Linked DNA regions of Homo sapiens: region 1 is linked to region 2. The links are chromatin contacts, found by Hi-C or POLR2A ChIA-PET in ENCODE. All regions are on one chromosome and are shown on one strand. Each heading gives the region's core, a stretch centred on a gene start or an enhancer-like site at or near the end of the contact. The rest is flanking DNA. Distances are from core to core; before and after follow the strand shown. Region 1 overlaps PTPN1 (protein tyrosine phosphatase non-receptor type 1). Region 2 has its middle 23 kb from the start of SLC9A8.

What was found. Hi-C counts contacts between places; a loop is a spot of excess contacts on that map. ChIA-PET counts read pairs that join two places held with the same protein, here RNA polymerase II (POLR2A).
Region 1: a map with no recorded cell type shows a loop between it and region 2 (2.7-fold over the local background). The contact joins two enhancer-like sites. A Hi-C loop is called at or near these places in 1 of 37 single-sample maps with no recorded cell type. POLR2A ChIA-PET finds 5 or more read pairs at or near these places in 1 of 52 experiments (PC-3).

The regions. Positions count from the first base shown.
Region 1 is chr20:50,539,691-50,546,113 of GRCh38, forward strand. The region is part of intron 1 of PTPN1 (protein tyrosine phosphatase non-receptor type 1); the gene reads left to right. Among named protein-coding and RNA genes, the nearest start is that of PTPN1, 33 kb to the left of the region's middle. RefSeq lists enhancers at 845-2,044, 1,391-1,891, 1,892-2,392, 2,312-2,361. Within about 2 kb of position 2,086, at least 11 of the 41 ENCODE cell types and tissues checked have a DNase peak (open chromatin) inside an H3K27ac peak, as active enhancers do.
Region 2 is chr20:49,786,547-49,793,507 of GRCh38, forward strand. No RefSeq gene overlaps it. Among named protein-coding and RNA genes, the nearest start is that of SLC9A8, 23 kb to the right of the region's middle. Within about 2 kb of position 3,930, at least 9 of the 41 ENCODE cell types and tissues checked have a DNase peak (open chromatin) inside an H3K27ac peak, as active enhancers do.

The DNA of each region.
Region 1 (6,423 bases), core at 836-3,335, 750 kb after region 2:
GTTGCCCAGGCTTTAGTGCAGTGAGGCAGTCAGAGCTTACTGAAGTTTTGAACTCCTGGGCTTGAGGAACAAAGGATTTTTTTAACCTTTTAATTCAAAGTCTCATCATTTATGCAACCATGTCTTGGTGTTGGCTGTTTTGGGTTGTTCTCCCTCAAAAATCCATGTGCTCTTTCAATATGTAGTTTTAAATCTTTTTTTTTTAATTTCAGGAAAATCTTGAATTAGAGTTTTCCGTTTTTCGTCTGGTACATTGCTTGGGTTTCCTTCTTCAGGAACTCAGCCTGTTATGTGTATGTTTGATCTTCTTTGCCTGTCGTCTGTTTCTTTCACTTCCTCTCACTTTTTTAAACTTCATTTATTAAAAAAAAATTTTTTTTTCGAGACAGAGTTTCGCTCTTGTTGCCCAGGCTGGAGTGCAATGGCGTGATCTCGGCTCACTGCAACCTCCGCCTCCCAGGTTCAAGTGATTCTCCTGCCTCAGTCTCCCAAGTAGCTGGGATTACAGGCATGCGCCACCACGCCCAGCTAATTTTTTGTATTTTTAGTAGAGACAGGGTTTCTCCATGTTGGTCAGGCTGGTCTTGAACTCCTGACCTCGTGATCTGCCCGCCTCAGCCTCCCAAAGTGCTGGGATTACAGGCGTGAGCCACTGTGCCCAGCCTTATTAAAAATTTTAAAAACATACATTTAAACTTAACAGAAAAATTATGAGAGAGAAGGGGGTGGTGCCAGGCTTTTTTAAACAACCAGCTCTTACATGAACTCATAGAGTGATAACTCATTACCATGAGGACGGCATCAAGCCGTTCATGAAGGATCTGGCCCCGTGACCCAGACACCTCCTACTAGGTCCATTTTTAACATTGGGGATCACATTTCAACGTGAGATTTGGAGGGGGCAAAACTACAAACCATGTCACTCAGGGATTGGAGGAGCAAGTACCACCTATACTTTGGACTCAGGTAGAAAGGCAAAATATCCAGGAAATAAGCTGCTACCGTCCAGGGTTCAGCAGAGGTGCCCATCAGCCTGCCAAGTACTCAAGAGTCCAGCCTCTAGGGAGCTAATCATCATGGTGAGCTCTTCGAGGCACAGGGAGCTGGGAAGACAGTGCTTGCCACCCCTGCCTGAATAGTGTTTGCACAGAGAGTTCTGTTGTGTCTTGATTGGGTCCTCCTGCCACTGGGAATGCTGTGGATTATACTAGGTCTCTATCTGGCTTGTTTCAGGGCTCCATGTGAAAACCTTCTTGATATCCTAGCCATCCACCTGCTCAGTCCCTAGTTTGCAAGGAGGCTGTGGGGAGCCTAGATTCTGTGTCAGATAGAATGTACTACATTCCGTCTCAGGAATGTACCACATCAGAAAACAGTGCGACCTGCAGGAGAAGTAGAGGTGAAGAGGCACATTCTTCCGAGAAATGTTTCTCTCAACACCCAGCATTCCCTGGATATCAGCAGGAAATTACTCACTGCTAGAAAATGCCCCATGAGCCTTCTGTTAAGGAGGTCAAGGGAGAGAACAGAGAAAGTTCTCAAAGTTGACTTGGTCACTGGTACTTTCTTATGCGGTTCTTATTTTGTTTGCCATCGTCATCATCATGCTATGTCTATTTTCTCAATCCAAATCCACTGCTTTCACCTTGGTTCTTTCTGACCGGTTTGGCACACTCATTCAGTAAATCCTTATGGAGAGCCCAATGTCTGCATAATTGTGCTGTGCTGATGACCAAGCTAGACCTACGAGTGTCGGCTCCTTTGAGATGTACGGGACAGCTCTTCTGTCATCTCTTCTGGGAAGCCTCTCCAGGCTTGGTGAACAGTGGCAAGATGTTTAACAGTTGTACATGTGTCCCATGTTCCTTTCTAAGAGCCTGGGCAAACCAGACCCGGTCGCAGGTCATCGTAGTATGGCGTGAGCTTCCTCTCTCCTTTCTGACCTTTTGTGTGATGGCAAGAACCTGCAGAGTGACACAAGCAGCAGGCTTCTGAGGTTGCTCTAGCCTCAGAATGGCCGTCCCTTCTCCACCCTGGCCCTCATTGCTGAGGTTTCCTTTGAAGCAACAGTGCCGGAACAGACTAGGGGAAGCAGCTTGGACATAGCTGTATGATTTATTACCACCCATTGAGGCCAACCAAAGTCGGCAAGGAGAGGTAGCAGGTCAGTGGTGCCTGGAAGCTTCCTCTTTCCTTTGCACCAGATGTGACTGCTCTGCAATTACTCCTAAATTTGCTACTCTCGTTTTTACTAGCCAACCTTGATGTTTTTCCCTTCTTCCTGTAGAATAGACTTCCCCTCTGATCAGTACTTTCTACTCAACACTATTTGTGGCCACAGTGGGAACTCATTGAGGACAGGGACCATGACATTACTACCTGACCCATCAACACTTGGCATAACTTGAAATGCAAGGACAAAAATTGGCTGCAAGTACAATGTGGTCTTCACTCTGAAGGTGATCCTTAAAACTTGGCTTTGGCATCATATTGCCTTAATATACCTAGGGGATTGGGTAAAACCAGTTACTTTAAAAGAGTTTTACAATTCTGGCCTTCTAGCTATCTTGTCTTCTTAAACAAGAGCACAAGATGAATGTATCTTAGTGAAATTTTATATGGTTTGCTTTGAGTAATCTTGCGAAGATTGATTTTTAGCACAGTAGGAAAGACACATTCTAATAGTGATTTTTTTCCCCGAGTTTATGTACTGCTGTTGCATGAAAATCTGACTAGATTTAATGTTCCTAAAGTTCTTTGTTCATCCTGATTTTTGCAGGTCCTAGGGAAAGCTTTGTTTTCCTCTTAACCTAACTTAGATGTTGTCATTTCATGAGCTTTGGAGGAAGAGTGTATAGCCAATTGTGTAATGTCTTTAAAGGATATTATCTCTGCAATAGTTGTTTATAAGGCCTAAGTTATTCATGTAATAATAGTGGCCCCGGATCTGTTTCTAGCAATAGGTATATGGATTTTGGTTCCTATATAGTTGTAGTTGTGGCTTTGAGATATTGAGCAAGCCCTTTTAAGAAAGGATTTGGCATCCCTCAGCCTTCAAAAGCTTCTCAAAATTGATCATATGTTATTAGCAAAGGTTTACTGCCTGCTTCCATTGTATAGACAATTTATTTTTTATGTATTCCGTTCTAAGAAGGCAGATGACCAAAAGATCTTGCATCTGTTGCCCAAGGCTTGTGACTAGAGAGGAAAGAGATAAGAATACTTTTTTAAAATCCCATTTTACTAAATATGTTGAGGAAGTGGTAAGATATATTAATTTGTTGAGATTTTTCTGTTATGCCTATTATATGAAATAGGTACTCTGAACATGGCTTCTTAATTAAATATATTTGATAAAATACAACTTGCTTCCCCTGGAGTTTAGAAGTCAGATAACTGCCATGGAGAGCTATGCTTTCTTTGTTTTAAAGATCTGCTTATGAACATGATAAACAGGAACAATTTAATGTTTTCAATATTTTCTTGTATTTTACTGCAAGTTTATACACAACATAAATATGGGGGAAGGGGGAAATGTTTATACCAGAGCCATCCTGCCCATTCTTTCCTTACAGAAGGACAAAGGAGCAGTATTTATTTTAACTACAAAAATACTATTGTAGGTTTTAAAAATTCCGTATATTTTGATATCTTGTGTTCCTCTTGACCTTTAATTTGCTAAATAGTTGCAAAGAATGAAGGTAACCTGCATCATCTTCTTAAAAACCAACTCTATCTAATTATAATAGTTTGTCTATCTCTGAAAAATAGTGATGTGTTCATTCTGAAATCAGAACTACCGGATGCAGCTGCATTTTGTTACTATTTGAATTTCGGGAGAGGGAGGAGGATGCAGCCTTTCGAGCTGCTGAAATACACAAACACAAAGAAGACACCAAGCATAGTAGAACTGTGTTAAGCTGACCAAGCCAGAAGAAGCACCTATTCTCAGCATAGTATGAGACGTAAAGGCAATATAATGGGCATAGTTGAAGATGGTAGAAGGAAAATAGACTCTGATGGTTTAATGTTAAATGCTTTTTTTAAAAAAGTGGTATTCCAATATCGAAGAAGAAGACTTTCTACTTTTAGAAGCAATAAAGGAAATTGCAGAGGAAAGGGTCAATAGGTTGGAATACATAAAAATTAAAAACTTTTAAACTTTTTTTTTTTGAGACAGAGTCTCACTCTGTCACCCAGGCTGGAGTGCAATGGTGCAATCTCGGCTCGCTACAACCTCCGCTTCCTGAGTTCAAGCAATTCTCCTGCCTCAGCCTCCCGAGTAGCTGGGATTACAGGCATGGGCCACCACTCCTGGCTAATATTTGTATTTTTAGTAGAGACAGGGTTTCACCATGTTGTCCAGGCTGATCTCAAACTCCTGACCTCGTGATCCGCCTGCCTCGGCCTCCCAAAGTGCTGGGATTACAGGCATGAGCCACCGCGCCTGGACTAAATTGTTTCAGTATTAATTTTTTTTAAAACAAGATCTTACTGTTGCCCAGGCTGAAGTACAGTGGCCCAATCATGGCTAACTGCAGCCTTGACTTCTGGGCCTCAAGGGATCCTCCCACCTCAGCGTCCCGAGTAGCTGGGACCACAGACATGTACCACCACACCCAGCTACTTGTTTTATTTTTATTTTTGTAGAGATGAGGTTTCACCATGTTGCCCAGGCTGGTCTCGAACTCCTGGGCCCAAGCAATCCTCCTCCCTTGGCCTCCCAAAGTGCTGGTATTACAGGTGTAAGCCATTGCGCCCTGCCTGATTTTTTAAATGTGCAAACAGATAAGTTGGAAAAGTGATTTCCAATAAAGATAAAGAGTTGATGGTTTTAAAATACGTAAAGAGCTTATATGAATGAGAAAAACACTAACATTCCAAAAGATTAGAAGGCAAAGGACAGAAAGAAACAAATCACTATGTCTGGGAAGGGACATGAAGGAGCAGGTTCCCACTGGGCCAGCGGGGCTCAAACCCACTGGGGACGTCCGAGAGACTGCAAGGGCCATGCCTTCACATTGCCGTACCTGAGAAGCAAGGAGCTGGGGTATTTATCTCTTTCACACTTTGGGAGGCTGAGGTGGGCGGATCACCTGAGGTCAGGAGTTCGAGACTAGCCTGGCCAACACAGTGAAACCCCGTCTCTACTAAAACTAGAAATAATTAGCTGGGTGTGGTGGCACACACCTGTAATCCCAGCTACTTGGAAGGCTGAGGCATGAGAATTGCTTGAGCCCAGGAGGTAGAGGCTGCAGTGAGCATAAATTGCACCACTGCACTCCAGCCTGGGTGAAACTCTGTCTCAAAAAGTAATAATAATCATGATAAATAAAATAACATTAGATTGTTAGCAGAAGTAGCCACAGGTTTCTCCCACCTCTCTGCAAGTTGCTGAGTGTGATTCCCATCAAGAGGTACAATGTCTTTTTATTTTTATTTTATTTATTTTATTTATATTGCCTATGTTGTCTAGGCTGGTTCCAAACTCCTGAGCTCAAGTGATCCTTCTACGTCAGCCCCCCAAAGTGTTGGGATTACAGGCATCAGCCACTGCACCTGGCCCAGATACTTTTTCTTGAGTAGGAATTTCGAGTCACCCTGAACATTGCATGCCTTCGTAGTGGGGAAGACAATAGGAAACCACAGGCTGTAGGCTAAAATGGGTTGTGTTTCTTGTAACGTCATGACAAGGCATAACCCATCTTGGCATAGTAAATAGTAAGCACTCACTGAACTGATGATTTTAAATCTTTGCTGTTTATTCAGCAATATCCTAAATTAGCGCTATGTTAGTGGAGTTGCATCTCCCTCATGGATTAGTCTGAAAAAGATGAGAAATCTGTATGTAGACCAAGTTATCCTTAAACTGCTCATAATGTATGATGCACGTGGTTTTACGTGTACAGCCTGGTACCATTGTTCTTAGGCACATTTCAGTGCCAGAACTCTTAATACCCAGGAAGAAGCAAAAAGAAAGATGGAGGTGCAGCTAGAGGTTGTGGCCTTTGAACGATTCATTCTGCCTTAATAAGAGTGGTCTGGCTGAGCTCGGTGGCTCACACCTGTAATCCCAGCACTTTGGGAGGCCAAGGCAGGCAGATCGCTTGAGCCCAGGAGTTCAAGACCAGCCCAGGCAGCATAGCGAGACCCCCCCTCCCCCCGTCTCTACAAAAAAATAGAAACAATGAGCCAGGCATGGTGGAACGTAGTGCGTGGTGCCTGTAGTCTCAGCTACCCAGTTGGCTGAGGTGGGAGGATCACCTGAGCCCTAGAAGTCGAGGCTTCAGTGAGCCCTTATTGTGCCACTGCACTCCACTCTAGGTGACAGAGCGAGACAGGTCCTGTCTCGAAAAGAAAGAAGAAGAATTAAAAAAAGTGATTAGATCCCTTGTGTTTGGGACACTTGTTGGCAGCAGGGAT
Region 2 (6,961 bases), core at 2,680-5,179:
TTGAAGTCAGGATTTCGAGACTAGCCTGGCCAACATGGTGAAACCCCATCTCTACTAAAAGTACAAAAATTAGCTGGGCATGGTGGTGGGCACTTGTAATCCCAGCTACTTGGGAGGCTGAGGAAGGAGAATCGCTTGAACCTGGGAGGCAGGGGTTGCAGTGAGCAGAGATCGTGCCACTGCACTCCAGCCTGGATGACAGAGGGTGACTCCATCTCTCAAAAAATAAAATAAAATAAAATAAAATAAAATAAAATATAAAATAAAATGTGCCATCCATTCTTTCATGCTTCAGCCACCCAGTGGGCTGGAACTGTTACTGCTTCCATTTCAAATATTGGGAGGCTGAGGCACAGAGAGGTTAAATAATTTGCTCAGCCAGGAAGTGAAGGTCTGTATTTAAAGCCAGGTCTCTCTGATCTCCAAGCTCATGTTCTAACCCAGCATACACTCCTTATCAATAAAATGACCATGTATTGAACACCCTCTTTGGACTGAATACTATACTTCAACTTTATGTCCATTGTCTTATTTGATTTTCCCAGCCGTTGATGAGTAATATACCATTATCCTTGCTTAGCAAATGATGAAAGCAGGGTTCAGAGAGGTTAAGGAACTTTCCTAACGTCATACAGCCCAGGAAGGCATGAAATAAAAATTTAAACTCTATTTTGTTGATTCCAAAGTCCAGTGCAGAACGATATCAGTACCCAGCATTTATGCGCATCTTTCAAATATACCTTCTGAGGCCCTGCAGGGTGGCTCATGACTGTAATCCCAGCACTGTGGGAGGCCGAGGTGGGTGGATCAGTTGAGGTCAGGAGTTCAAGACTAGCCTGGCCAATATGGTGAAACCCCGTTTCTATTAAAACTACAAAAATTAGCCGGGTGTGGTGGCACACGCCTGTAATCCCAGTTACTTGGGAGGCTGAAACAGGAGAATTGCTTAAACCCCGGAGGCAGAGGTTGCAGTGAGCCGAGATTGCACCACTGTACTCCAGCCTGGGTGACAGAGCAAGATTCTGTCTCAACAGAAACAAACAAACAAAAACAAATATACCTTCTGAGTTTTTCAAAAAAGAGACAACAATAGCAGTTACCTTTTATGGATCATCTCAGAGTCAGTTGTTTTGGTCAAAGATTGCAAATGATCCCTTAATTTGTGTTCTTGTCTTCTCTCTCCTAGTAAGAGTATACCTGATTTTTAGCTTGGCACATGGCTTCCCATGGCTTTACTACCTATCTCAGCCTTCCTTGCAGCTAGGGGTAGCCACATGACTAACTTATAGCCAGTGAAGAACTGTTCCCCGACATGCCCACATGGCTCATGTCAACCCCAGCATTACATCATTTGTTTAAACTCTCAGTTTCTCTGTCTTGAAAATAGGGATTTAAATATTTATTTAAGCCAGGTGTGGCTGAGGTGAGAGGATCACTTGAGGCCAGGAGTTCGAGACCAGCCTGGGCCACACAATGAGACCCCTGCCTTTACAAAACAATTTTTTAAAAAAATTAGCTGGGCATGGTGGCGTGTGCCTGTAGCCCCAGCTACTCAGGAGGCTGAGGTGGGAGGATTACTTAAGCCTGAGAGGTTGAGGCTGCAGTGAGCCTTGATTGCGCCATTGTGCTGCAGCCTGGATGACAGAGCAAGACCCCATCTCAACATATGTGTATACATCTATCTATCTATCTATCTATCTATCTATCTATCTATCTATAGCTATATCTGTCTCATCTCTCTCTCTCTCTGTCTATATATATATATATATATATATATATAAATAAATATGTTCTTTTTTTTTTAATTTAACAAAAGCAGGAAGTAGACAGACACAGTGGGTGGTTCATGCCAGTAATCCCAGCACTTTGGGAGGCCAAGGCGGGAGGATTGATTGAAGCCAGGAGTTTGAGACCAGCCTGGGCAATATAGTGAGACCCCTAACTCTACAGAAAGTTTAAAAAAAAAAATCAGCTGGGTGTGGTGGTATATGCCTGTAGTCCCAGCTTCTTCACATCACTGCACTCCAGCCTGGGCAATAGAGCATAACCCTGTCTCTTAAAAACAAAAAACAGGAATATATGTAGTAGAGTCACCTTGAGTGTGGATTGGGAGAAGAAGCTAGGACAGGAAGGACACTAATGTGTTTGTGTTGGGTAAACAAACCCTGTTTATTGGGAGACCACCTGCTCCAGAAGAAAAGACACCAGGTGAAGACAGGAAGCTGGGTGCTGCTAACTGAATGAGCTGGGACAAGGCCCTTCCCTTACCTAGGGATAGATAATAAAAAATATTTTATTGTATATTTTTAAGGTAGTAGTTCCTTGTCTGCAGAGTGGGGATTTAGATTACATCTATCCTTTTGGTTTTGTCTACTCACTATGAATTCCCCTATCATAACAGCATCCTAATTTCTCTGGGAGCCCCCTTCTTTACTCCCTGTCCATGTGAAAGGCATGCAGCACTAACTTTATCCTTGGTTCCAGGAAGGCCAATGCTCCATGCTGGCCAATCAGCACCCCTCATTTCTCTGCCCATAGGGATTGGCTCAGAAATGGGCACCTGCCCCAAGTGGACCAGTGAGTTATCCCTCAGGTTTTTGCTGGGATTGTTTTGCTTCTGCTGCGCTAGGCTGGTATGAAGAGGGTCTGAAGCTCAAAGGTAGCCACCATTGTGAGAGTGAAAGACTGAGCCCTGATAACTTATGAACCCCTGAATCCAGCTGTACCTGAAGGCAGCCACATATTCCTGAACATGTTATTCTCCATGAGTCAATATGGTTCCTCTTTGTTGTTTTTTTGTTTTTTGTTTTTGAAATGGAGTCTCGCTGTCACCCAGGCTAGAGTGCAGTGGCACCATCTCAGCTCACTGCAACCTCCACCTCCCGGGTTCAAGCAATTCTCCTGCTTCAGCCTCCTGAGTAGCTGGGACTATGGGCACGTATCACCACGCCCAGCTAACTTTTTTGAATTTTTAGTAGAAACAGGATTTTGTCATGTTGGCCGGGCTGGTCTTGAACTCCTGACCTCAAGTGATCCACCTGTCTTGGTCTCCCAAAGTGCTGGGATTACAGGCATGAGCCACCGCGCCCATCCTCAATATGGTTCCTCTTTGGACTTAAGTCACTGTAGCAGATGACGTGGCTTCTGTGTCCATATCCCCTTGGCATTCATCCTTTTGACCCACAGTGAGTGGATGGCTTCAAATTTCCACGCCTATCTTTGCAGCCTGAGGGCTTTGCTCTCATATACGCTCTGCATACACAGTCTGAGAATGCTGGGGGCTTCACCCTCCCCTACAAGCAGCCCTTAACCAATGAGTGACAGGGGCTGGTGGATAAATGTCCCCACTCCCTTGCCCTTCACCTGGATAATTCTGAGGTGTATTGCACTCTGTGTCCCACAGTTCCCCAGCAGGGTTGAGCCCCAGCTGCCCAGAGTGATAACCTGCTCAGTAACTTACCTTCTATTGGTTTCTTTCCCTTCCCTGTCCTACTTCCCTCCCCGACCAGAGCTTCCTGGGATCATTTCTCAAGTAAACGATTTAATATCTGCACACAAATCCTTGTCTCAGATCTGCTTCTGCAGGAAACCAACCTAAACGTTTCGTAAGATTGGTTTTCTGTCACGCACAGCTAAAGCTGCTCTGGCAGACGCATGGTTCAAGAATTCTTTTAAAATATTTGCCTCATAACTGTATTTTTCCAGCCTGCTTTTCAGCTCAAAGGAAGTATATGCACTGAGTTGACTTATCAGTGTGCATAGCAGAAAGGGACCCAGTAAGAGAAAGCCCCCTGAGAGGCCCTGGGACAGCTGAGTGATCCACCCTGGCTGCCTCCTCTCCACCTCATTCTCACACACTAACCTTTCCCAACCCTTTTCATTCCAAGGCTCCTAGCCAGCGCCCCCCACCTGCCTTAGGAGATAACCCCAGTTCCTTCCTCGGATTCTTTCATCTGCAAGGCCTCAGTGTTCTTGTCCGGCCAGTGATAAGGACATTCAACGTCATTTTCCTGTCCCTGACCTTTGAAAGAACCCTACCCATCTGGGGCCTGTGATGTAGACTCAGACTGAGATGTTCCATCTTGGGGATATAATCAGTGGGAAAGAGAGAGATTCCTGAGAGGTCATCATTCATTCATTCATTCATTCAAGAAATATTTATGGAGTGCTTGGGCAAGGAATTCTAAATTGCAGAGTCAACTAGAGCCAGCTTAAGCAGAAAAGGAATTTTTTTTTTTTTTTTCTAAGATGGAGTCTTGTTGCCCAGGCTGGACTGCAGTGGCACAATCTCGGCTCACTGCAACCTCCGTCTCCAGGGCTCAAGTGATTCTCCTGCCTCAGCCTCCCAAGTAGCTGGGATTACAGGTATGCACCACCACGCCTGGCTAATTTTTTGTATTTTTAGTAGAGATGGGGTTTCACCATGTTAGCCAGGCTGGTCTCAAACTCCTGGCCTCAAGTGATCCACCTGCCTCGGCCTTCCAAAGTGCTGGAATTACAGGCATAAGCCACCGTGCCTGGCCCACAAAGGGATTTATGAAAGGTAGGAAGTACTCTAGATGTTAAATAGCCACAAACGGTGCAGCCAGGAGCATCGATGCCAGGAGCAACACTCACCTTCACTGTTGAACTGTTCTAATCAAAATATCACTGCTGCTGCTGCCCCCCTCTCCCCAAACTCAGGACCTAGGTAGCTAGAGACAGGCTGCTAGAATTGCCCCATGCTTCCCCAGAAGGACCAGATACCGCTCCCACTGTGCTTGCCAGAAGACTCCACCACTTGGCATCCTTCTGCTTGCTTCTGTCTCCAAGGCTTACTAGGGGAACCCAGATCACATAAGGCACTCTTGCTGCAAAGAAATCTCAGAATGTAGTTTTTCTCTGTCTGGCCTTTACAGTACAGGAGGTCACACTACAGGGGAATGGGATAGGTGAGTGAGCCAATCTGTAGTATCTGCCGTAGGCTCACAACAATGATAAAGTCAGGGCTGGGCACAGTGGCTCATGCCTGTAATCTTAGCACTTTGGGAGACCAATGTGGGAGGCTCCCTTGAGGCCAGGAGTTTGAGACCAGCCTAGGTAACAGTGGGAGACCACTCCATCTCTACCAAAAAAAAAAAAATTAAGTGGTGGTGTGTGCCTGTAGTCCCAGGCTGAGGAGGGAGGAATGCTTAAGCCCAGGAGTTCGAGGCTACAGTGAGCTACGATCGCACCACTGTACTCCCGCCTGAGCGACAGAGCAAGACCCTGCTCTAAAAAAGAAAAATTAAAATAAAAAAATTTTAATGATAAAATCAGAAGAGTCCCCTGCTTTCCAGGAGCTCACCATTGACAGGAGGATATCAACACCAAGCAATTCCAGGAGGGAGAGCATTCCAAAAGGGAAATTATAGACAGTTACACACACATAGACCAAGAAAACTCAACCTATTCTAACAGGACCTCCTGAAACAGGTGCCGTTGTACATGATGTGTGAAGGTGTTTAGAGGCTAACCAGGCAAAAGAAGGGCAAGAGGGAATAGCACTTCAGGCAAGGGAAAATCTCATATGCAAAGGTCCAGTGGCAGGGAAGGTGAGGGGTGCAGGAGGAAGTGAGAGAAGCCCACTTCTCTCTGACTGGAGAACAGAGAACAAGGGGAACAGAGGGAAGGAAGAGGGGCGGTAAGGGAATAGACCATGACCTTGTGGTCCATGATGTGGAATTCAAACTGTCTCCTAAGGCCAGTGGTGACCACTGAATGCTTATGAGTAAGGCAGTGACATAATAGCAACTGCTAATATTTATTTATTTATTATTTTGAGATGGAGTTTCACTCTTGCTACCCAGGCTGGAGTGCAATGGTGTGATCTTGGCTCACTACAACCTCTGCCTCCCAGTTCAAGCGATTCTCCTGCCTCAGCCTCCCAAGTAGCTAGGATTACAGGAGCCTGCCACCACGCCCAGCTAATTTTTTGTATTTTTAGTAGAGATGGGGTTTCGCCATGTTGGCCAATCTGGCCTTGAACTCCTGACCTCAGGTAATCCCCCCACCGTGGCCTCCCAAAGTGCTGGGATTACAGGTGTGAGCCACCGTGCCCTGCCTGCTGATATTTATTGACCACTTATTCAGTGCCAGACTTTTTTCTAAGCTGCTAACATGTATCATTTAGTATGTATTTGCAACAACCCTGTAATTAAGGTTCTCCAGACCACGAGCAAATTACTCAGCCATTCTGTGCCTCAGTTTCCTCATATGCACAATGGGAGTAATCATAGAACCTACCACAAAGAGTTAGTATGAGGGTTACAATGAGTGCTTGGCACATGGGAAATGCTGTGTATGTATTAGCTTTTGCTACTATTATTCCCATTTTATAGATGAAAAAGCTGAAGCCCAGAGAGATGAATCAGTTTGTCTGAGGTCACACAGCTAATGCTAATAAGGCATAGAATGAACAGGACAGGTGTGGCGAAGGTAGAAGTGCTGGTGGGCGTGGAGAAGCCACATCTTCATCCTAGGAGTGATGGAAGTGTGGACCACCCATTGGGACCCATGTGGCCAGCCTCTGTTCTGACTGGTCAGTGCCTAGGTCATGCCGGTTCTTAAATATTTCATTATCACCCTGTTATTACTACATATATGACATTGTTTTGTGGATTTAATATTTACACAAACGGTATCATACTAAATGTTAACTTCTGCAAGTCCCTTTTCTCACTCAACATTACTGTATGTTTAAGATCTGTTTAGATCTAGTTCATTCATTTTATTTTCTTTTTTAGAGATGGGGTGTCACTATGTTGGCCAGTCTGGTCTTGAAATCCTGGGCTTAAGTGATCCTCCCACCTTGGCTTCCCAAAATGTTGGGATGACAGGCGTGAGACACCGTGCCCAGCCATTCATTCATTGTTTTTTTTTTTTTTTTTTTTTTTTTGAGACAGAGTCTCGCTCTGTCACCCAGGCTGGAGTGCAGTGGCTC